Regions from separate parts of the Mus musculus genome. Here region 1 is linked to region 2. The links are chromatin loops, found by intact Hi-C in ENCODE. Cell type or tissue: heart. All regions are shown on one strand. Each heading gives the region's core, and the rest is flanking DNA. Links, peaks and the distances in the headings are about the cores only.

The links. Peaks named below come from ENCODE experiments on the same cell type or tissue, not always from the same donor. Only the 100,000 strongest peaks of a DNase experiment are listed, where the experiment ranks them.
Region 1: a loop joins it to region 2, with 3 times the contacts of the local background. A loop is called at or near these places in 14 of 42 quality-filtered maps.

The regions. Positions count from the first base shown.
Region 1 is chr5:66,314,614-66,326,628 of GRCm38, forward strand. The region is part of intron 11 of Apbb2 (amyloid beta (A4) precursor protein-binding, family B, member 2); the gene reads right to left. Among named protein-coding and RNA genes, the nearest start is that of Nsun7, 61 kb to the left of the region's middle. In heart, for the core only: a CTCF peak has its summit at 4,934 (motif pointing left); DNase peaks (open chromatin) are centred at 4,952 and 9,218; H3K4me3 peaks cover 367 bases; H3K27ac peaks cover 1,777 bases.
Region 2 is chr5:66,258,076-66,270,090 of GRCm38, forward strand. Nsun7 (NOL1/NOP2/Sun domain family, member 7) reads left to right here and starts at 1,823. Exons shown (of 13, transcript NM_001302833.1): 1 at 1,823-2,246; 2 at 2,766-3,169; 3 at 5,934-5,992; 4 at 6,416-6,546. The coding sequence starts at 2,854. In heart, for the core only: a CTCF peak has its summit at 5,464 (motif pointing right); no DNase peak of the experiment used is centred there; H3K4me3 peaks cover 164 bases; H3K27me3 peaks cover 1,215 bases.

The sequences.
Region 1 (12,015 bases), core at 1,629-9,628, 56 kb after region 2:
GGGTGCTGCTGTTTTCATGGCTGACCTCAAGAAGCTCTAGCCAGAGTGTGGTACAAGGGTGAAGGAAGGGTGACAAGCTAGAGGGGTTGGTGAGAGAAGCCCACCTCCTTGCCTGTGTGCCAGAGGAAGCCTTGGAGTTGGTTCTGAACACCGCCTCCAGGCTAGGCCATCCCTGCCTACCTCACAGGTTCTACCCTCACCTGCCCTCAGCACCTGACCTAAGTGCCTTCTGCTCCTTCAGGGGCCATCTCCGCTGGCATCTCCTATGCTGAAATCACACGTTCCCTGTCTGCCAGCCAGAGTCCTGTACCTGATCCCAATATTATGGCTTAACTCACCTGGACATCTCCTGAATCCCTTGGTCCCATTGCAGCCCGACCAGTACTCAGCATTCTAGCAAGTTCTTTTTTTTTTTTAAATTAAAAAAAATTTTTTTAACTAAATGTATTTTTTATTAGATATTTTCTTTATTTACATTTCAAATGCTATCCCAAAAGTCCCCTATACCCTCTCCCTGCCCTGCTCCTCTACCCACTCATTCCCAATTCTTGGCCCTGGCGTTCCCCTGTACTGGGGCATATAAAGTTTGCAAGACCAAAGGGCCTCTCTTCCCAATGATGGTCATCTAGGCCATCTTTTGATACATATGCAGCTAGAGACAAGAGCTCTGGGGGTACTGATTAGTTCATATTGTTGCTCCACCTATAGGGTTGCAGACCCCTTCAGGTCCTTGCGTACTTTCTCTAGCTCCTCCATTGGGGGCCCTGTGTTCCATCCTATAGATGACTGTGAGCATCCTTCTATATTTGCCAGGCACAAGAGACAGCTATATCAGGGTCCTTTCTGCAAAATCTTTCTGGCATATGTAATAGTGTCTGCGTTTGGTGGCTGATTATGGGATGGACCTATCCCTGCCTTTGTTTACCCTGTCTTTACTCTATTGCCATGGCTGGGCTCAGCAGTGCCCCCTCCAGGTTCTGTATATATCCTGCACTTGCCAGTGAGCATCCTGCAAGTCTGTGAAGCTCTGTGAAGGTGCTTTCTGCCATATTCCCAGTGCCTAGTCTCGGCCTGACCATAACAGGAATTTGTAATGTTTGTGGACTGAGGCACACACAGGTCTGTTCCACATGTCTGTAGTGCCTATTGGGAATGGTGGCGTTTACCCGGAGGTGGGAACAGATACTGTGGCACTGGGTGAAGGACGGGTCTGGGAAAGGCGTTTGCAGGGGTCGGAAGACTTGGAGAGGCAAGCATGTTCCTTCTCCACATTGTTCCAAAGCCTTCACATCCTACTCCTCAGCGCTATAAAGGAAACACACAACCTAAAAAAGCAACAGTTCCCTTCTGGAACTGCTCAAGGGAAGCCCTGTGCTTGGCTGCCTCCCCCAGCTCCTGCATCCCCAGATGGCTGGTACAGTAAGGCACACAATGTCTCCCAACTGTTCTTCCAACTCCCAGGTCTGGCTGCTGTGCTTCTGAGGCCAAATCTCTTCAGGTGCCCTGGGATCACGCACACAAAGTGCAAGCATCCTTGTCTGGATTGTAAGAGATGTGGAATGACTATGCCATCTTTCCCACATCATTCTTTCTTTCAAGGTCTCCCCTCTCTCTGCTGAAGGAGAGGGTTCGCATGATTCCGTGCTGTGGTATCTTCCCTCATTTGGTGACCCTCGGCCCTTCCTGCACTGTCCAGAGCTCAATTTACCCAGTACATTTTCCTGAGGACTGTCTGGCCCTCTGGCCCACAATGCCTTGCTTGTTTAAATCCTGTCAGTATGCAAATTCTGCTTGCCACACCATCTCTTTTGTAGAAACGCACAGTTTTCCTCTGTGTCTGTCCTCTCTAAGGAACAGGAAGGAACACTGAGTAGCATATTGTGCAGGCAAACCAGCTTCAGGTTCATCCTGGTTCTGCTTAGCCAACATCCCTAACCCCCAAATCTTCAAGCCAGAACTTTCTGGAAGTGGAAAAATCTACACCATGAAACTTTTTTTTTTTCTTTCCTTTTTTCTTTTAAAAAAAGACAGGGTTTCTCTGTGTAGCCCTGGCCATCTTAGAACTCACTGTGTAGACCAGGCTGACCCCGAACTCACAGAGATCCACCTGCCCCTCCCTCCCATGTGTTGGGATTCAAATTGTGTGTCACCAGTACCCAGCCGTGGAACTTTTTGAATGAAATTATCAAAATGGTGTTGACGTTGCTTTCAGCTTATGTGAACAAGGAGTACACAAAGTAGAAATAATGGTCACATTGAGTTGTGGGTCCCATCTCATCAGGTAGATGCACGCATTCCAAACCCACAAATCCTTCTGGCCTTGGGGAAGCATATTAGACCTATGTGACCCCCAGACCTGGATATTAACCCCATCTTTATATGTAGGCAGAGACGTTTATTTCAGCACTACATTATCACTCTCTGATGGAAGCGTCTAAGATCCAGCGTCCTCTCCCTGCTGGATAATGGCTGGCAGGAAGCATACTGTGCCAAGGTTACAGGGAGGATGGGACACACCTGGACCACTAACCACTGATCAGTTCTCCCAAACATGAGCTTTGTGCTGCCTGCTCTTTCATGTGTGACCTCACAGGCATGATTAAAAAAAATTGTTATTAATCTTCATTTCCTTTCTGCTCAGGGGAAGGGGACGAATGCCTCGGGGCAATGGTCTGGAAATCTACATTTTCCCAAAGGAAAAGGTTGCAGCCTTGGGGTTTATGGGAGAGGGCTTCTCACAAATTTTGAGCAGCCTATCTCTTCCTAGACAGATAATGACAGCAGAGATATCCCAGTGAGAGCCGTGTGTGAGAGCGCTCACTGACCCTGAGGAGGCTTCGTCAGCCTGCCTAGCGCCTCTTTCTGTAGAGTCAAGAGGTCTGTGTGCCTCTAACTTTATTCCACTACGCATCCATCCCGACTCACCCTAAAATAGCTGTTAGTCCCCAGCACAGCGGTCTGAGGAGGTGAGAGGGTTTGTTTCTCAGACCTGGAGCTTGGGCAAATATCTCAGTAAGTGAGCAGTGAGTCCAGACACCTCTTCACAGGTTGTTCTAGAAGCTGTGTTTTCAGAATCCCTCTTCTAGAAAGGGGTTGATGTGGTGAGAAACACAGCAATGGCTCCCCTTGTTCCCCAAAGATGCTCTTGTCCTACCTCATGGACTCTATGAGAAGTGTCTTTAGGGATCTGCGCCTGCATCTCTGGTCTGTCTGACTGACTCAGGGAAATCCCAAGGGGAGGGAGGCAACTTCTGCCTTAGATATGAAAGGACAGGACCAGGGACACAGGTAAGGACAAGCATGTGTGCTTTCCTGAAATGACAGCTCCATAGACCTCTGACCTCCAGCACTCTGAGAGAACAGATCTGTTACTTCAAGCCACTGATGCTTGCGGTAATTTGTTACAGTAGCAACAGGAAACTATGCAGCCACCCTAGGACTTTCCCCAAATTGTAGTATGGCATTCTTTTTTTTTTGTTTTTGTTTTTGTTTTGTTGTTTGTTTGTTTTTTGTTTTTTGAGACAGGGTTTCTCTGTATAGCCCTGGCTGTCTTGGAACTCACTCTGTAGACCAGGCTGGCCTCGAACTCAGAAATCCGCCTGCCTCTGCCTCCCAAGTGCTGGGATTAAAGGCGTGCACCACCACGCCTGGCTGTAGTATGGCATTCTTAATATATATATATATATATATTGAAATAGTCAATTCACTTCCACAGTTTCCTTCTGTGTGTCTGCCATGGTGCATCAATGATACACATGCGAGCTGTCTTTACACTCTCTCCAGGGTAAAAAAGGTGAAGAAGGCTCAAATAAAGCTCAAATGACTACAAAGACAGGAGGGAGCTGAGAACCTGGGTGTCTGGAAGAGATCCCCTGGTTACCCACTGCACACAGCAGAGGCTATAGTGTAGTTATTGGCTGTAAGAATCCTGTCCCAGGACTCTATGATCAATCTCTACAGCACATTTCCCAAGGGGTACCCAGCCTTTAACCTGGGGCATTCAAGCTTAGACGAGTGTCCAGACATGTGTGTCATGCTTCAATATGTTCGTTCTGCTGGCGGATGCTGAGTTTGAGGTACTTAAAGGGCAACAGTGGGGAGGGCCAGCAACACACTTACTTGGTCTTTGAGGTCTGGGAGGGACACAGACTGGAGAGTTAGTTGAAGTCAGCAGAGCAGACAAGCGTAGAGAATACAGAAGGAAAACAAGGTGTGATGTTCAAGGAAAGGCACTGACAGGCTCAGTGCAGAAACCTCTAAAGAAGGTGGGGTAGAATGTTGGGGGGTGGGGGGGGGTTCCAGGTAAGGGGCTGGAGGACATTCCCAGGGCTGAGAGACTGAGCAGTAGGAGACAGGCACAGGGGAGAGGCTGGCAGTGACCTTGGCCTCCTAGACTCTGACCCTAGAGAGGGGAATTTAGGATCTTGGTTAGATCAGAATTGATTCTTGATTTACTTTTTAAAAGATCACTTCTTGGGGGCTAGAGCGATGGCTCAGTGGTTAAGAGCACTGACTGCTCTTCCAGAGGTCCTCAGTTCAATTCCCAGCAACCACATGGTGGCTCACAATCATCTGTAGTGGGACCTGATGCCCTCTTCTGGTGTGTCTGAAGACAGCCACAGTGTACTCATATACATAAAAATCAATAAATCTTAAAAAAAATCACTTCTCTCTTTGGAACTCATCAAATGTATATGAAAGCAGACAAGAAACTCCCACATCTGACTACTCGACTTCCACAATCATCGAAATGGTACCAACTAGCATGGTATAAAATTTTACTGTCCCTGCCAGTACCACAATGCTACAGGCCATTATGCTTATACCTCGGATTCTTTCATGTCTTCTAGTGATCTTCTAGTGAGTCTCTGCGTATTAGTTTCCATAGTAGTGGTATAGCTCTAGAGATAGGCTCCTCTACTGCCCCCTGGTGGCTGGGCATCTCACACAGCTGAGCATCTTCCCAGGACCCCAGCAATTCATATGTAAAACTACACCACTAGTCTAAATGGTCCCCAGATCCCAGTCACAACGTGGCTTCTGTTTTCCCACACATTCTTCTAGATAGCTAACCGTCCAAGATGGGCTGCTTGATGACAGGAACCCCTTGTTCCAGCTTCTACACCCTGTAGAAGGCTGCACCAGGGGCTGTCTGTCAACGCAGGTGTGGGCCAGGCCATTTTGCTCAGAATCCTACTCCATTGTCTCTTGCCACCGTGGGAGCTGTGGAGTTTTGTTCTACAGAACGGGGAGTGGGAGGCTTGCAGCCGCAACCTCATGTCTCCTCCTTAAACCCCGGCAAGCGTCACTGACAGGACTCAAGTCTCTCTAGCAGTTTGATCACTGAACCCGTGTGCTTCCAAATCCTTCCTTCCTGTCCTTTTGCTGTTCCCTCCTGTAATTACTCCCCCAGAGGACCAGCCTCAGGTTCTGCCGGAGAGAAAAAATGTCAGCGTGGAGACATCTTTGACAGCCTCAAATTTCTTAATGGCAAAGTGAAGAACCAAAGATTGCTTTCATTATTCTCTGCTCCGCGGCATCCTGATCACCCTACAGGGGCTTGCTCAGTCTTCACGGAATGAACGGATAAACAATTCCTTATTCAAAGGGCTGCTATTAAAAACAGCCTCTCGGCTCACTCTGTCAATCTCTCTGGCAACTCTCTTAGGGTGTGTGGAATGTACTTATGCATTTCTCTCTCTGACAAGTGAACTGGAGGTGTCTAAAGACCTCTTAGCTGCTACGAACATTAACTGTCCCTGCTACAGTATCCCTGAGAAGTGATAACCAGATAGAAACCAGAAACCTCATTTCCTTATGGAACCAGCCTATCTTGTTGTTGTAAGGTTTCCACTGAGTGAAACAAAGCGCGTGCGCGCGCGCATGTATATGTGTGTGTGTGTGTGTGTGAGAGAGAGAGAGAGAGAGAGAGAGAGAGAGAGAGAGAGAGGGAGAGAGAGAGGGAGAGAGAGAGAGCATGTGTGTGTATATATATGTATATATGTGTACATACATACATATGTACACACAGTTTGTTTCTCTTTTGGTTTTTTTGAGACAGGGTTTCTCTGTGTAGCCCTGGCTATCCTGGAACTCACTTTATAGACCAGGCTGGCCTTCAACTCAGAAATCCGCCTGCCTCTGCCTCCCGAGTGCTGGGATTAAAGGCGTGCGCCACCACGCCCGGCTAGTTTGTTTCTCTTAATGAGAAACTGGAACCCCCTTCCTTTGCTGGTGGAAGTTAGCTTGACTTCCTTTCTGGGGAGACCCAGAACACGATGACATCGTCAGCCACACGTAATGCCCCTTGAGCTTTCTCCTCCTCGTTCCCATTTACTGTCTCACCAAACCTCCTCTACTGGCACTTCTTACCTCCGCAGCCTAGAGGACAGCTTTCACCTAGGAGTTCAGATTTGTTCAGGTGGGATGTATGTTTTTATGCAGAGACTTTGTGAAGGCTGGTTCATGACTAACGTGTGCTAAGAGGTCGTTACCGTTATAGATGAGGAGAAAGTAAAGAAAAGCCTGCTCAGGAACGCAGTCGCCCTTCCATGAAGGATGTTGTGGTGGTTTGAATAAGCTTGGCACTATTGGGGGTGTGGCCTTGTTAGAGGAGGTGTGTCCTTGTGGGGTGGGCATTCAGAGGCTCTCCTCCTCCTAGCTGCCTGAGAATCAAGGCAGACATCTAGACAAGGGGAAAACAGAAGCCATGTGGTACTAGATCAAGATTTAGAACTCTCAGCTCCTTCTCTAGCACTGTGTCTGCCTGGACACTGCCATGCTTCCTGCCATGATGATAGTGGACTGAACCTCTGAACCTGTAAGCTGGCCACAATTAAATGCTTTCCCTCATAAAAGTTGCCTTGAGCTGGGTAGTGGTGGTGCATGCCTTTAATCCCAGCACTTGGGAGGCAGAGGCAGGTGACTTTCTGAGTTTGAGGCCAGCCTGGTCTACAGAGTGAGTTCCAGGACAATCAGGGCTACTCAGATAAACCCTGTCTTGAAAAACAACAACAACAACAACAACAACAACAAAAAAAAGTTGCCTTGGTCATAGTGTCTCCTCCCAGCAACAGAAACCCTAACTAGCAAAGATATATGTTTGACTCAATCCTGCATTGACTGGATGGCTTCCTAAGCCACATGCAGTTACCCCCTGCCCCCAGTCCACCTTTTTGTGGAAGCTGCAAGCCAGCAGCGTGGTTCCCTGTAGAGGGCAAGGTGAGGCCACAATCAGGAGGAGACAGGCCCAGGGACTTTGGATAACTACTTCTAGTACCTTTAGAGGAAGATTTCTCTCCCCTTTGCTTCACATATGGAGTTGAGCATGGGGTTTTGGAATTTGGAAAGTGGCCTGCATCAAAACACAGACAGAGGGCCGGCAGGAACCAAAATATGGCCATGAACACCCCTAGGACCTAGGAGACAAATGAATCCTGTTTCCAAGACTGACTGCACTTATTTTCCAGATTAGACTTGGAGTGGGAGGTACAGGAGATGGAGAAGAGGACACGAGAAACTTCACTACCCTAGAGGGCTGGTCTAGAGTACCTGCCTGCTGCCTGTCTTGGGCAGTACTTTTCTGTTTCATCATACTGAACATCAACCATACCAGACCTGGGTATCTGGGATCTCAAAGCTTGGGTTCCAACTTGGCAAACTTGTGTCTCCTTCTGCCTTGTCTAGGAAGATGCTGAGTTCTGAAAGGAGCAGCCCAACACCTCACTACCTGGGGTGAACACATTCTGCACAGCCAGGGCCTCTCTGGGAACATTCCTGAGATGTGGACTGTGTAAACAGCAGGCCCAAGTTCTACCATTTGCCAGGAGTGAGGAGACTTGAACAGAAGGCAGAGCATTCTCCAGTGTGCACTCTCACTGTTAATATTCAGAACAGCTGTCACAGCTGTCTCCTAGTAAGGAGACCTGGACGCAGAGGCAAGGAGGAAGGGAAGAGCCGACAAAATGTCTGGACACCTCCCCACTGTGGACTCCTGTAGGAGTTGTGGTGCACAGAGGTAAGAGAGCTTATACCCCATGCTCAGGCCCAGAGTGTATCACCCCCGCCCCCCCAAAGGAGAACTTCTCTTAGGCACATCTTCTGTTAGTCCCATCTCCAGCCACTGGGCAAGACAGAAAAATGGTCACTAGCTACAATAGGGAGTGTAGCTAGGAGGGAGCCCAAAGCAAAGAGGAACTCGTCCCTGGGTTTGTCTTTTCACTATGGCTGGCACTTGTCACAATGCCCTTCATCTACCAAAATGGGATAAACATATAGATATATGTATATATATATATAGATATATGTATGTATGTGTAATATATATATGTGTGTGTGTGTGTGTGTGTGTGTGTGTATGTATATGTGTGTGTGTGTGTGTGTGTGTGTGTGTGTGTGTGTGTATGTGTGTGTGTGTGTATGTGTATATCTCCACTCCATCATTTGGAGGCTGACATTTGGAGCATCTGAAACTGTGTAAGCACCATGAATTTCACGGGTATATCCTCTCCATGGATAACATCCTTCAAGGAGGACAGGAGGCTTCCCTGGCTGTGCCATGGCTAAGAACTGATACTGAAATTGACTGTATTATGGCTAGTCACCCAGGAAACTTAAGAGAACACCTCAAAGTTCCAAATTGTCACTCTTCAATGTATCACAGGAACCAATGTGACATGGGGACCAACGTCACATTTCCTCCGTGACATGCTGAGTCATTTGTTCAGCCACTGGTGAGAGAGACCCGAGACTTGGCAGGGTGGCCGTTATTCTTGGTCATTCAGCCCATCACCTTCCCAAAACAGTACCACACACAGAAGTAGGTTAGGGGCCCAGATACAAATGATGAAGAGAAGAGGCTACACAAGACAATGGCCTGCCTTGAGAGGCAGAGAGGCTGTGAGGATGGGGATGGAATGGAAGAAGCGGTGAGTTCTGCCAGACACATGAGATGCCAGGGAAGGGGAAAAGTGAGAAATCGCCGGTTACCTCTCTCTGAATCCGGGAAGGCATGAGGGAGGGAAGAGCAGAAACAGCGGGTTAGCATCCGTACCGTATCCAGTCTACAACGCAGCTCTCAGCACCGACATCCCACTGTGGTTCCCAACTTTGCAGCCATTAATAGCCTTTCTGTGCTTATTTTAGCTGCACCCTATCACCCGGAGGAGTGTATTTCGAGCCACACTACGATGAAGCCAAGAGTTGCCAGCTGAATTTGCAGAGGCAACAGATCAGCCGGGGGAGGTAACCAAGCTTAGAATATCACAGTCAAGTACAGGAGACTGTTTGCAGGAAACACTGGCAGGGAACTTATCTTCAGTCTCCAGCCCCAGCCCCGGCTTCACACACACACACACACACACACACACACACACACACACACACACACACACCACAACCACCACCACCACCACCACCACCAACCATACAGAAACAATCAAGCATACACAGTCTTACCTGCTTCATGGCTCCTGGACATTCTAATTAGAGCTGTGGCCCTGATACCCAGGAGCTTTAACAAAGTCTTTAGTGGGCAATGGGGAGGGACGTAGAAGTGGAGAAAAAAAAAGAGGTAGGAGATGAAGACTTCAAGGGTGCAGGCACAGAGCAATGCCAAGAAGGGGTGTGGGTGCAGAGCAGTGCCAGGGAAGAAAGGAAGGGGGTACAGAGAGGAGCTGGGAGCATCTGGAGGCTGGGGGTGGGGTGGGAGTGGGGGTGGGGGGAGGACAACAGCAAGCTTTGAGTTTTGTGCTCAGAACTACCCAGAGTTACCAGGGGACCCTAGAGATGTCGCTGAGCCTCCTAACCTTTTCTGTTCTGACAGAGGCATTACAAAAGGGCCTGGAGGCAGCGTCCTCTAAGTGACACAGGTGCTCTCTAGAGTAACAACAGTCCGAGGAGGCGGAGTGCCAGACAGCTAAGCCATGAGAAGAGAGGCAGGGTTCACAGGGACCTGCTCTCTCCCACACAGCAGCCTTGCTACTGCTGTCACCTAGGCCAGCTGAGAGTGATAGTGAATGCGCAATCAAGTATATCACCAGATGGTGAGCTAAAAGCATTGAGGGAGCCATCACACTCCACCCCAGAACAATACTTGTGGCATACTCCAACAAGGGCGCAGTGGTGCCTGTGCCCACAAACCTAAGCGGAAGCTACAATGTCTCAAATGAAAAGCCACCAGAAAGCTTAGAGTACATTTGAAATTTGTGCCATAAAAGGCTACAGAGTAAGCCAGGCGGTGGTGGAGCACACCTCTGATCCCAGGACTCGAGGCAGAGGCAGGTGGATCTCTGAGTCTGAGGCCAGCCTGCTCTACAGAGCAAGTTCCAGGACAACCAAGGCTACACAGAGAAGCCCTGTCTCAACAAACCAAACCAAACCATACCAAGCAGAAACCAAACCCAAAACAACAAAACAAAATAAAACAAATCAAGAAGGCTGAAATAGCATAGCACGACACCAAACTGGCATCTTAAGCAGAAGATTCTAGAGGATACTTGTATAAATATTATACAGCAAGCACAAGTGAATTTTACACATCTACCTCCATATTCAGGGAAAATCACTGAGACCTCATCGGCCAAGCCGCAGCAGCACAGTGACACCTCTCATGTTTGTGACTACAATAACACACACTATCCACTGAGCTCTGGGGTCAGTCACATGGTCTGTGCAGGCCCCACCAGCAGCCTGACAAGGTCGTCAGAACGTTGTTCATGGACATAGGAGAAAACAGGGTTAAAGATTTTGAGGAACTTGGCCAGGTCATACAGCAGAGCCATAGTGAAGAAAGGACTTGTGACTGCAAGTCTGTCTTGGTTCTGTCTCTCGGATGATAAACCCACAGAGCTGAACAAGTCTGCTTACGGCAGAGCCAAAGGGTTTGACAAGGAACCTGGGTTCTTGAAGGATCAGGGAACTCAAGTCTCCAGGAGGCTCAGGAGGTAGACAGGGTTTAGGATCTTCCGTGACAAAGCTTACCTTCTCGTTGTCAATTTATCAGGCTCTCCCAGTGTGTCAGGCTCACAGCATTAGATGACATACTAGGTCACCCATCAGTGAAAAGGGGACAGAGACACTAGCTCAGGGCATTCAGGAGAAATGAGATTAAATGAGATGGCATTTAACCAAGATGCAATCATGTGCGTTTTGGGAGCTGTTAGCACAAAGTCATGTCATGGGTTCCTGCAAGGCTGGCATGGTCAGTGTTTGGCCTTGAGGGTCTACGTGGAGATCCTTGCAGGGGACTGTGGCTATGTGTGTACTCTTGACTAGAGGACAGTCTTCCTCTGTGGGTGAAGGTCGTCTTCAATGAGGCATGCAGCTTTGGAAGGGAACATGTGGGACAGTAAGGGAGTGGGAGTACATTTGTCTAGCCAGCCAGATCAGCTGAATCAACCATGGTTATCAGTGAGGTGACAGATGTCACAGCCATATTGCCCTCATAGCTATAGGTGGCTTCTGAGGGACACTGTCTCTCATGGGAAGGCATTCGCCAGGAAGGGAATGTTTCTTGGACTCCCTGGGTGCTCTTGTACACTCTCCTCACCCTGCTACCAAAGGTAGCTTTAGAAGTAACTTTTTATAAGTCAGTGACCCTGTGGAGTCTCAGGTTTCCTACCTCAGACAAAATAGGCTCTTATAATAATGATAATGACAATAATAATAATAATAACAACAATAATAAATGTCTTTTAGGAAGAATGTGCAAGTGATGTTTCTTTGATTCCATCTTGATTTAGAGCAAGAGCTTTTAATTTCTCACTCCTCTCAAATGCTCTGTCTAGTGTATGACAACAACTTTGCCCAATAGCGGGAAATCTAAAGACTGAGAACAGGATTTTTTCTTCTGTTGAATAGCCTTGGCTATTTAGACTCAGACCCATTGCAGGGGACTCATTTGAACAAACAACCCTGACACGCAGCTTCTGTGTCTCCCCCTGCAGGAGGAACTGGGAAACGCAGCTTCTGTGTCTCCCCCTGCAGGAGGAACTGGGAAACGCAGCTTCTGTGTCT
Region 2 (12,015 bases), core at 2,313-10,312:
AAAGAAGAGCAAAGTGTGGACAATTTGCCCCTTCTTAGAATTGGGAACAAAACACCCATGGAAGGAGTTACAGAGTCAAAGTTTGGAGCTGAGACGAAAGGATGGACCATCCAGACACTGCCCCACCTGGGGGTCCATCCCATAATCAGCCACCAAACACAGACACTATTGCATATGCCAGCAAGATTTTGCTGAAGGGACCCTGATATAGCTGTCTCTTGTGAGGCTAAGCCAATCCCTGGCAAACATAGAAGTGGATGCTCACAGTCAGCTATTGGATGGAACACAGGGCCTTCAATGGAGGAGCTAGAGAAAGTACCCAAGGAGCTAAAGGGATCTGCAACCCTATAGGTGAAACAACAATATGAACTAATCAGTACTCCCAGAGCTCGTGTCTCTAGCTGCATATGTAGCAGAAGATGGCCTAGTTGGCCATCATTGGGAAGAGAGGCCCCTTGGTATTGCAAACTTTATATCCCCAGTACAGGGGAAACACCAGGGCCAAGAAGTGGGAGTGAGTGAGTAGGGGAGCGGGGTGGGGGTGGGGGCCGTGGCGGTGGGGGTTGGGAGTAGGGTATAGGGGACTTTCAGGATAGCATTTGAAATGTAAATGAAGTAAATACCTAATTAAAAATGGAGGAAAAAAAAGGTCTAGCAGAACTATTTTAGAGTGTGTGTTTTATATCTGGAAAGAATAGAGAAGGTCAATCAATATAGGTATGTACACAGATATAGGTATGTACACAGATATCAATAATGAAAAAATGAAGGCTGCCAAGATCTGAGTTCCCCAACTGTCACAGTTGTGATGGCAGGTCCCTGGTCCTGTTTGGTTTCTGCTTTCAGTTCTGAACACAATGGCAAACAGAAAGTAAGATTTAATAAACACTTGCTCAAATCAGGGGGAAGAGGTATGCATATAACAGGACAACGCCTTTCTGTCATTATGAATCCCCCCCCCCCCACACCCAGCTTACAGGAATTCCCTTGAGTTTTAGTTGGATGCATTCCCCAGCCTTTGTTATTAAGCATGTTCTGTGACTAATTCTGGAGTGGAAACCAAGCAAAATGATGTGTGCATCTTTCCAGCCCTGTCCTTGGAAGGCATGGGCATGTTGTCTTCCTCCCCCTTCTGCCTACAAGTGGACTCGGGATGAGCAACAGGGGCCACCTACCAGAAACCTTGCCTTTCTCAAAGATTTACTGAGTTGGTAAGATACTGCTAGCAGATGCATGAGTCCTCCATACCATGGCCTTTGGGCTAATTGCACAGGGATACAGGGATTACAAAATTTAAAGAGAGAGAGAGAGAGAGAGAGAGAGAGAGAGAGAGAGAGAGAGAGAGAGAGAAGAGAAGAGGAAAAGAAAAGAAGAGAAAAGAAAGGAAAAGAAAAGAAAGGAAAAGAAAAGAAAAGAAAAGAAAAGAAAAGAAAAGAAAAGAAAAGAAAAGAAAAGAAAAGAAAAGAAAAGCGAATTTTTGAGTCTCATGCCTAGACTCAGAATCCCTGATGATGGGTCCAGCCATCTCCATTTTAACGGGCTTCAGGTGCCTGAGAGTTAAACCGCCGGAACTACTTCACCTACTTCAATCTCTAAGTGTTTAAAGAAGGAGACCAAGCCAGAATGCTCAGGAACCCTGGCCTGAGCTTCCAAGTGGGGCTGAACGGCTGCCAACTGCCCACAGGAGTACAAGAAACTGGTGAAGAGTCACCCCTACCAGTTCCCACTGGGAAAGCCTGGCGCAGAGCCCTTCCCCCGCCCCCTCCCGTTGCCATGGAGATCCGGGCACCCTGAGGGACCCGATTTCCGCATCCAGGGTTCAGTGTGGACCCAGCTCCTTGCTCCTTGCTGCCTTACCCACTAGGGCTGCCTCACGAGCTCCGGGACGGTCACGAGAAGTGTCCCCTTAGGGACCCAGAGCTCCGCTTTCTTTCAGGGACCCGGAGAGAGCCGAGAGCTCGGCCTGAGCAGTGTCCCCGGAGCGCGAGGGCGAGCCCCGAGGAGGCAGCGTCTCCCTCAGGGACCCTGGACGTAGCTGGCGCGGGCGCCGAGCGCTTTCCCCCGGCCGAACCCGGTGGGTGGTGTGGCTGCACTTAAACCAAACGGCCTCCGCGGGCCGCGGCTTCCCGGGGCTCCCGAGGGCCTGTTACCTCCTCCATCGCCCCAAGTGCAGAGGCTGCCGCGTCTTCAGCCCCAGAGCCCCGGAAAACATCCCAACCCCAGAGAAGGGCGGATTCGCGGAGAAGGTGATAGGACCTTTACTCCCTGGGATGCCGGGATGCTTAGGGGGACCTAGTGGGTCTGTCCTTAATGGGCTGTGACAAAGGGTGCTGGTGGTGGTGATGCTGGTGGTTGTGGTGGTGAGGTTCTCCAGCTGTCTCCCCCCCTCCCCCCACCCCCTGTGCAAGTTTTCATTGCAGTTGGAAGTATGGGATGTTCCGATGGGCTAGTACATGTCATGTCTCTAAGGTCACAAAAAAAGGGGACATCAAGCCAGGCGGTGGTGGCGCATGCCTTTAATCCAAGCACTTAGGAGGCAGAGGCAGGCAGATTTCTGAGTTCAAGGCCAGCCTGGGCTACAGAGTGAGTTCCAGGACAGCCAGGGCTACAAAGAGAAACCCTGTCTCGAAAAGAGAGAGAGAGAGAGAGAGAGAGAGAGAGAGAGAGAGAGAGAGAGAGAGAGAGAGAGAGAGAGAGAGAGAGAGAGAATTAAGATAGGTGCTGTAGATACAGAGATTTACTAAGATAACCTTCTCTTTTCTCAGAGACGATGCTTAAGACTACAAGGATAGAGATCTCCCTGGACCACATGATTTGAACTTGAAGCTTGAGTTATTGACATCAGGGGCAAACATGCTGGACCCAACGAGTGAAAGGGACCTTTTTGACCAAGAAAACATGGAGGAGATCTCCCAACTCGCTTCCCTGGAGATGTCGGGGGATGTAGTCGCCAATACAAACTCTTCAACCGTCGTCCTAGAAAAACCCAGCTACCCAGACTCCGTGTACGTTACGGCAGCGAACATTTTTCAGGGTATTCGGATCCAAAGGTCGCCAGACAAAGTCATAATAAATTACGGAAGTGAACCCCTGCAGCCCTCCTCCTCCCGCTCCGAGGATGAATCTTTCCAGCGCTTGTCCTATGAGTTGGCTTTCAGTACCCTGAAGTGTAAGTAATAGCAGTTCCTAAAGAGCAGCGCTAAAAGAAAATGGAAAAGCCAGGCACGGTGGCTTATACGTAGTACAAGGCCAACCTGGGCCACAAAGTGAGATTCTGTTTCAGGAGGCGGGGGTGGGGGGTTGGGGGTAGGGTGGAGGGTGGGAGTGGGAATTAATGGAATGCAGCCTAGCTCCTCAAACATATGTGTATCACAACAGTCTAAAAATGAAGGCGTCCTAAGGGGGACTAGAGAATTCGACTGCATTTGCCCTTAGATAGGTATAGTGGGGTCGTTAAAAAGAGCAGGAGCCGACATGGTTGTATAGGCCTGTACTCCCAGCGGCTGAGCCTTGAGGATTTGGAGTTCCAAGCCAGGATGGGCTATAGAGCCAGGCCCTTCTCAAAAAGAAAAAGAAAAGAACAAACAGCAAAGAAACCAGGGAACAAGTCCATGAATGGGAAGAGGGGGCGCTTCCCTTGCTCATCCCCTCTCCCTCTATGTAGCTCCACCGAGTTCGTGTGTGTGTGCTTGCACCTTGTGTTTTATGTTCACGAGGTGTGACAGCGCCAAGGGAGACAGCAGAGAGACAGAAGAAGAAAAGCATAATCTTTAAACAGTAAATACCTCAACTGAGTCAACCCGAAAAGGGTTATTCAATTCTTAGCCAATAGCTTTAATTTGGAGTGCCAAGTGTAAATAGGATTCTCCTTTCTAATTTGCCTCCAAAGTGCTAGACTCAAATCTCCAGAGCTCCTTCATGGTAGTTAACTGCCAACTCCCAAGTGTAAGGATAACTGTAGATAGGACATAACCAGATATGTCTACTCTGAGCAGAGCTGTCAACGTGTGTGTGTGTGTGTGTGCGTGTGTGTATCTTTGTAGATTTATTTATTTTTATTTTTATTTTTATCTATATGGGTGTCAAGTTTCCTTCACCTGCCCAAAACATAGAATACATCGAATAAAATATAGCTGTTATTTAAATTGATATTTCAGAGTAAGAGTGCTATATAACTTTAGATATCTAAAGTTAGTGCTTCCTGCACCATACGGAAGGCTGCCAGAGGTGACTGTTTCTGCAGAGTCCTGAAGAACAAGTGCAACACTGGCAACATCGTGCACTGTTTTCCTGCACTCGGCCCTGCGACACACATCTTCCACGTCACAAGTCTGTTACATTGATAGAAATTATAGTTTGTCTCCAAAGCTGGTGGCTTAAATATGTATAATGTTTCCCAAAAGATTTTTTTAAGATTTATTTATTATTATATCTAAGTACACTGTAGCTGTCTTCAGACCAGAAGGGGGCTTCAGATCTCATGACAGATGGTTGTGAGCCACCATGTGGTTGCTGGGATTTGAACTCAGGACCTTTTGGAAGAGCAGTCAGGGCTCTTAACCACTGAGCCATCTCTCCAGCGCCCCCTCCCCCGCAAATATTTCCTATGAGAATTGTAGTCTCCACTTCAAAATTTGTCTTCTTTGGCTTTCTCATTTTCCAAATAAAGATTGAAATCCAGCATCTACAATATCACTAAGTTTTGTTTCTCATGAATGGTGAATGGATTAAAGTTAGGGCTTACTTCCTGTTTGCTGTACTAAAACATACATGATGTTTATAGTTTAAGTGTATCATAAAATACTCACAAACCTAGCGGGAGGGTCAGAAATATGTTTATCAGTTTCCACGCAGCACCTATGGAGTCGTTTCTCTGTTTTTTGCTGTTTGGACTACTGTCCTTATGCAAAACCTTACATGGCAACTCCTATCATTCAGGTCTTAGATTAAATATCTCATCTATGCCTTGATTAGTGCCAGATACTTAAGCTAAAATTATGCCTAATAAAAGAAGTGCAAAAGAATAGAGGAAGAGGGGCTGGTGAGATGGCTCGGTGGGTAAGAGCACCCGAGCCAGCTGCTCTTCCGAAGGTCCGGAGTTCAAATCCCAGCAACCACATGGTGGCTCACAACCATCTGTAACAAGATCTGACGCCCTCTTCTGGAGCGTCCGAAGACAGCTACGGTGTACTTACATATAATAAATAAATAAATCTTTAAAAAAAAAAAAAAAAAGAATAGAGGAAGAGAAACACTTCCCATCACAAGGCTAGCAAAAACCTTGATAAGTAACACCAGCAAGGATGTTCAGATAAACTAACCTCTCTCATAAGCAGAACAAAAACCCAGAACAAAATATTAATATTTGGTCATTTATATAACGTATCAGCAATACTTAAAACTGAAAAGAGAAAGATCATTTAACATTTCAAATATTTTTATGTACATGGTTGCGTATGTAATGCTATCAGAGGCCAGAAGAGGGCACCAAATTCCCTTGGAAATGGAGCTAATTCAGAGCCACAATTTGCGTCCTGGGAATCAAACCAGGATCCTCTGGAAGAGCAGCCAGTGCTCTTAACTGCCCAGCCACCTTTCCAGCCCCCCTATTGTTTAATATTATTAGTTATATCTTCTTTAATGTCTTTCAGAGGTCATAAATTAAAGGTTAGAATTCCTCTATGACGACTCTATTTATTCAGATAGTGATTTGAATCTATGTAGAACCTGAACCATAAGAATGCAGGATTCATAAAGATTATAACTGTTTCATCTTGTGCTACAATTATGATTTATTAGCAGTTTATACAATTATGAGGTGTATATTAGATATGAAAATAAATTTACAGCATTACTTAGAAAGTGTATATAATTTAAAGTCTTTCTTTTCAGATTTGATATTTTGGGTAGCAGGCTTTTCCCTTGTCTTTCAGATCAAGATATTTTGGAAAGTATATTAATAGATAGCTATATCTTCTCAAGTACCACAATCGTAAGTAAACAACTTTTAGAATTAGTTGGCCTCATTATGTTGAGAAAGTATGCAAACTCCCTCTGTAACTAAATAACAATTTGCATTACGTTGAGACATCTTTAAATATACGTTATTTTCTACTTCTAAGACTTGCATTTTGACCCTGGCTCTATCAACGTGACTCCTAATACCTCAAATTGTCTTTTTTGAGGTTTTCCTCTCAAACTAGATATTTTTTTTCTTTTGAAGACCTCCTCTATTTCTAAATCTAACCCTATGGTGTAAAAAACGATCATGTTCTTATTCTGTTATGAAAAATAACAGGATAAAATATTTCTGCCATCCATATTCACTCTCACACTTGGGAGGTCCCGAGTCGCACCTCAAGCCCTTGGGTGGGTTCCTTCAGCTTTCTTCATGTGCCTTGTTTCCCCTCGGTAGGCAAGTCAGCTGAACAGTCTTATCATTGTGATGCTGTATGACTTCCAAGACAGAAAATTCCAGCCCCGCATCCTTTCCGAGAATGAAGAGACCATACCAGAAGTTCAAGAAGTCGAGAACCTTCTAAACGGGTAAAAAAAGAACATGCCTGTGAAACCAACATCAGCATTTTGATTTATGAAATATTTATGTAATATAGTTTATAGATACCTTTGTCTCAAAAAATTATGGAAAAATATAAGTGTTTTGAGTTCCTTTGCAAACAGTCATGGATAGTTTGAATATCTAACTTTAAATCAAATTATTGTAAGATGTTGAATTGCATGATCCAAGGTATGAACATGTGGGGAATCGCCGGGCGTGGTGGCGCACGCCTTTAATCCCAGAACTCAGGAGGCAGAGGCAGGCGGATTTCTGAGTTCGAGGCCAGCCTGGTCTACAAAGTGAGCTCCAGGACAGCCAGGGCTATACAGAGAAACCCTGTCTCCAAAAAAACCAAAAAACCAAACAAAACAAAACATGTGGGGAATCATTACAAATGTCTTATAGTTTTAGTATATGTATAAGCTAAATTTAATTTGAAATAGCTACTATTGTCTTCTTAATTGGCAGCCTTTTAAAAAAATCTAACATGTAACAAATGAGAAATTCTAACACTATCCAAGAATTCACTGTTTGCCTAATTGAAAAAAAAATCTGTTTAGTGAAGAACAAACTAATGTGTTTTAGTTTCTTCTTTATCCTAAATATCAACAGGAGACTGCCATGTGGCTAAGCGCTTATGTCAAAGGACGCTTAGGAAAGATAACAGATTACTAGTGAAGTTAGAATTGGACATATAATAAGTGGTTAGTGCATGATAAACATTACTGTGTGTTAATGGCACTGGGTGTGATGTCTTGAAGGTGTCCCCAGAATTCAGATGTTGAAAATTTAATTCTCTTGTGGCAGTGTTGGGATATAGAGGCTAATGAGGGGTGCTTTAATCATGAGGGATTTGCACACGTGTGTGCACGCACGTGTATATGTGTGTGTTGTGTGTTGTGTGTGTGTGCATGCATGTGTGTAGACGGGTGCAATACCTGTGACGGTTAGCGGTAAGTTTCCAATGATTCTGTTCCCTACTTAAGTCACAGGGTATCTCACTGATCCTGGAGCTGATTTGGTGAAAGTGGTTGGGCCAGCCATCCCCAGCAATCCTCCTGCCTCTGCTTGCTGGGCATTAGAATTACAGGCAAGGGATGCTGCATCTGGCTTTTTTACGTGGCTGCTGGGTGTTTGAACTTAGGTCCTCATGTCCGTACAATATGCAGTTTACCTACTCCGCCATCTTCCTGTCCCCATTCTTTCCCCCTTTGAAGTGGGTTCTCATGTAGCCCCCGATGAGCCTCGGAACTGCTTACACGGCTGAGAACAACTTTGAACTTTTGATTCTCCTGCTACCATCTCCCAAATGCTGGGGTTACAGGCTTACACAGGCACCCCCAGAAAACGCAGTCATTGAAGGGTTTGCTGGAGTGCAGTTGAGTAGAAACGTGCTTTTCTAACATGTCCAAGGTCCCGAGTTCAATCCTCAACACTACAAAAAAAGAAAAAAAAAAAAAACAAGTTTCTGAATGAATTTTTCTGCTCTTAGACTTGTCCTTTCTGCTCCAGCATGATTTCCCAGAAGATTTTTTGGTTGTTGTTTTTGTTTTTCCAGACAAGGTTTCTCTATGTAGCCCTGGCAATCCTGGAACTCACTCTGTAGACCAGGCTGGCCTCGAACTCATAAATCCGCCTTCCTCTGCCTCCCAAGTGCTGGGATTAAAGTCATATGCCACCACGGCCCGGCACTTCTGTTCTTTATAAACTACCCACTTTCTGATATTTTTGCTTTGGAGGCACAAAATAATATTTCAATAAACCATTAGGTATAGGTTGAACTTTTAATTTAGTATCACTGTGTGCATCTGATGTGTGTGTGAGAGTGCAGAGACACCTGTGCTACTGTGTGTGTGTGTGTGTGTGAATGCCAGAGTGCGTCTGCGGGTTGCTTCTGTTTCTCCTCCATAGGATTTAAGGATCAAACTTTACCGACCCAGCCATGTCGCTGGCCTAGCTATAGCCTTTGCTGTTATACTATTTGTTGTTATGTTATATTAACTATTGAACTTTAGCACCAGAGTGTAGCAACAACAGTCTTGTAGAAAGAACAGTCTGTAAGAGTTGTCAGTATACTGAATTTTATACTTAGCAAAAATTTAAGTCACTTTAGTTAAATTATTAAAAGCCAAGACCAGAAGATTCAGGTAATAGTGTAATAATAATTGTTGCTGTTTTGTATGTTTGTTTCATTTGCTGCTCTAAGAAGTGACCTTATTACATAAGGTCTTTACATAGTGACATTATTAGTTGGTTACTATAAAGGAACCTATATAGTCCTTTTATGTAGTAATGCCCATGTCCATCATAGCCATGAGATGTGGGATGGAGAAGAGAAAGCAATTATCCATATGTCCTCTTTGTACTAGTAAGGACCTAGCTTTCTTTTCCTGGTTTCTGTCGTTTGGTTTTGGTTTTGTAAAACCACCTCACTGTCCATATCAGTTTTGAGCCAGCTGCTTTCCAGGTGCACATAGAGAACAGGTTTAGAGACTGATACAGCAGCATGCTACAAGGTAGCCTTGATTTTGTCTTCTTGTGCTTTGCTGGGTCTCTCTTAGATACAGTCGGGCATTAAGAAATTCTCATGGCAGCTGGAGAGATGGCTCAGCGGTTAAGAGCACTAACTGTTTTCTTCCAGAGGTCCTGAGTTCAATTCCCAGCAACCACACGGTGGCTCACAATCATCTTTAATGGGGTCTGATGCCCTCTTGTGGTGTGTCTGAAGACAGCTGCAGTGTACTGGCATACATAAAATAAAAAAATAAATCTTTAAAAAAGCTATTCTCACAGCCATCACAACATAGTCTCAGACTGGCTGATGGGAGCTCAGGTTAGCTGAGTTAGCCAGGAAAGACACAGCACTCCAAGAAAGACCAGTGTGTGAGCTCATTAGCGGCAGACTAGGTGACAAATCTAGCCAAAGCCTGGCTTATGAAGCCAGAGATCAGAAGGTATTACTGCTTAATTAAGAACTTCTGAACCCTATGTCCCCCTTCCCCCTTCTCCCTTTCTCCCTTGCTCCTTCCCCCTTTCCTTTCCTCCTTCCCCCTTTCCTTTCCCCCATCCCCCTTCCCCCTTTCCCCTTTCCCTATCTCTATCCCTTCCCCTTCCCCTTTCCCCTTCCCCCATTCCCCCTTCCCCATTTGGACCATAACACGGATCTGGCTGCATTGCTACCAATATACCCACCACCCCTACCCTAGGTTTAGGTAAAATCAGGTCTAGTGGGCCATGCCTGTAATCCTGGTACGGTGCGTGGGAAACTGAGACAGAAGGATTGTATGTGCCAGGCCAGCATGGGCTACACAGTGAGACCCTGTTCTTTAAAAACCTTCAAAAAATGCAAACCTTATCCAAAATTAGTTAGTCACATTCATATTTGTTATTATTATACACAACTCAACAATATCCTATGTTAGAAATGCCTGCATTTAATAATCGAGCTGCAGAGAATAACAGAGCAGTGTAGGAAAAATATATGTACGAAGATGAAGGCATATGGGGGGCTGGAGAGATGGCTCAATGTTAAAAGCACACACACTGCTCTTACAGAGGACTCGAATTCAGTCCCCAGCACCCGCTTAGATAGCTCAGAGGATCTGGTGTCATCTTCCGACCTCTGCCAGGTTGCACTCATGTGCACAAGTGCCCCTATCTCAAACACACATACAAATAATGAAAAAATTAAAATCTTTTTAAAAGATACAATTACACTTTTTTTTTTTTTCTTGGTAAGGAGCTGTATGGCTGAGGTTGGTTTCAAACTCCTGAGCTCAGGTGACCCTCCTGCCTCAGTCAGCAAGTGCTACCATGCCAAGCAAAACCAAAGTAGTTTAACTAAGGTTCTTAGCTTTCGAGAGGCTGTGCCAGTTAGCTTGAGCAGGAATGGAGACTGTTCTGATAAAGGGAGGTGCTCCCATGAGGACCTGGGAAGAAACGGCATTGGGAATTGGAAAGGTAGAAGGACTCTGGGCTCTTACCCTTTTCCTATTGCTTTTCTCTTAGTTTCTATTTCCTTCCCTCTTTCTTTAACATTCTGTCTTCTACTACACTTCTCTAGCCCATGCTGGGAAGGTCCTGTTGACCCTCGTGCCTGCATGTTTATGGTACAGTTGTGTGACTAATTTCTTTTCTTCTTTTCTTTTCTTTTCTTTTCTTTTTTCTTTTCTTCTCTATTTTTAAAAAAATTATTTATTTATATTATGAGGGTGAGTACACTGTAGCTGTATAGATGGTTGTGAGCCTTCGTATGGTTGTTGGGAGTTGAATTTTTAGGACCTCTGCTTGCTCCAGTCAGCCCCACTTGCTTCGGTCAACCCTGCTCGCTGAGTCCCTGCTTGCTCTGGCCCAAAGATTTATTATACATAATTTATTTATTATACAAAGTATAATATTTATAGTATTGTATTTATTATACAAAGATTATTATACATAAGGACACTGTAGCTGTCTTCAGACACAGCAGAAGAGGGTGTCAGATGTCATTATGAGTGGTTGTGAGCCACCATGTGCTTGTGCTAGTTTCTTTTCTTAGACTAACTTGTTAGCTCTAAATTCCTATCAGAGGATTTCCCAACTGTTCAACCTCAAGTCTTCCATGTTACAATGAAGGTGCTACCATCTATCTACATACTTGGTTTAAGACTCCTCCCCTCCCCTCTGCTAAATGCAGTGATGGCTAATTCGTCAAGTCCTCAAGTCCGATGGCTCCGATTCCAAAACACATGCTGAATCTCTTCATTTATTTGCAATTTTACTACCGCTGTCCAAATCCATGCGCTATGAATTAGACTCTCCATTGGATTCCTTGGTTAATTCTTCCTTCCCCATGACCTGGTCCACAGGGTAAGTAAAGTGAAATTTGCTTATCTTTGAGGCAAGGTCTCCTGTCGCCCAGGCTAGCCTTGAACTTGTTGTGTAGCTGAGTCTGGCCTTGAACTCATGATTGCTTTGTCTCCAACTGCTCTCTCAGTTGTTGAGATTACAGCTGTGCAAAACCCTGGTCGATAGAGTGATATAGTTTAAGATATGTAACTCTGCAGTCAAAATAGAATACCATGGATATTTAGAAAATGTGTGAAATAAACGAGGAAAGGGTTCTAGCTGTTATGCAAGAAACAACATAGACATCTGATCCCCGAGAGGACAAAAAAATGAGTAAGCTGAGCCTTACAACAGTCTTGGCCTCACGCCTAGAGGGACTTTCCAACTTGTGATATAGGAAATGGAAAACAGACATCTCCCTGAATTAAGAAAGCAGAGATCCGTTTTAAAGGCCGCAGTGACTTTTTTCTTTATTCTAAGTGGTAATGCATATTAAATGATTTGTAAATATTAAGCTAACTATGCAGGCAAATTACTTTTGCTCCGATATGCTCTTTTTCTTATATTACCCATTATGCCTCCAAAGTGTGTCATTTGCCAGAACATCTCTTAAACCGTCCTTTAAAATG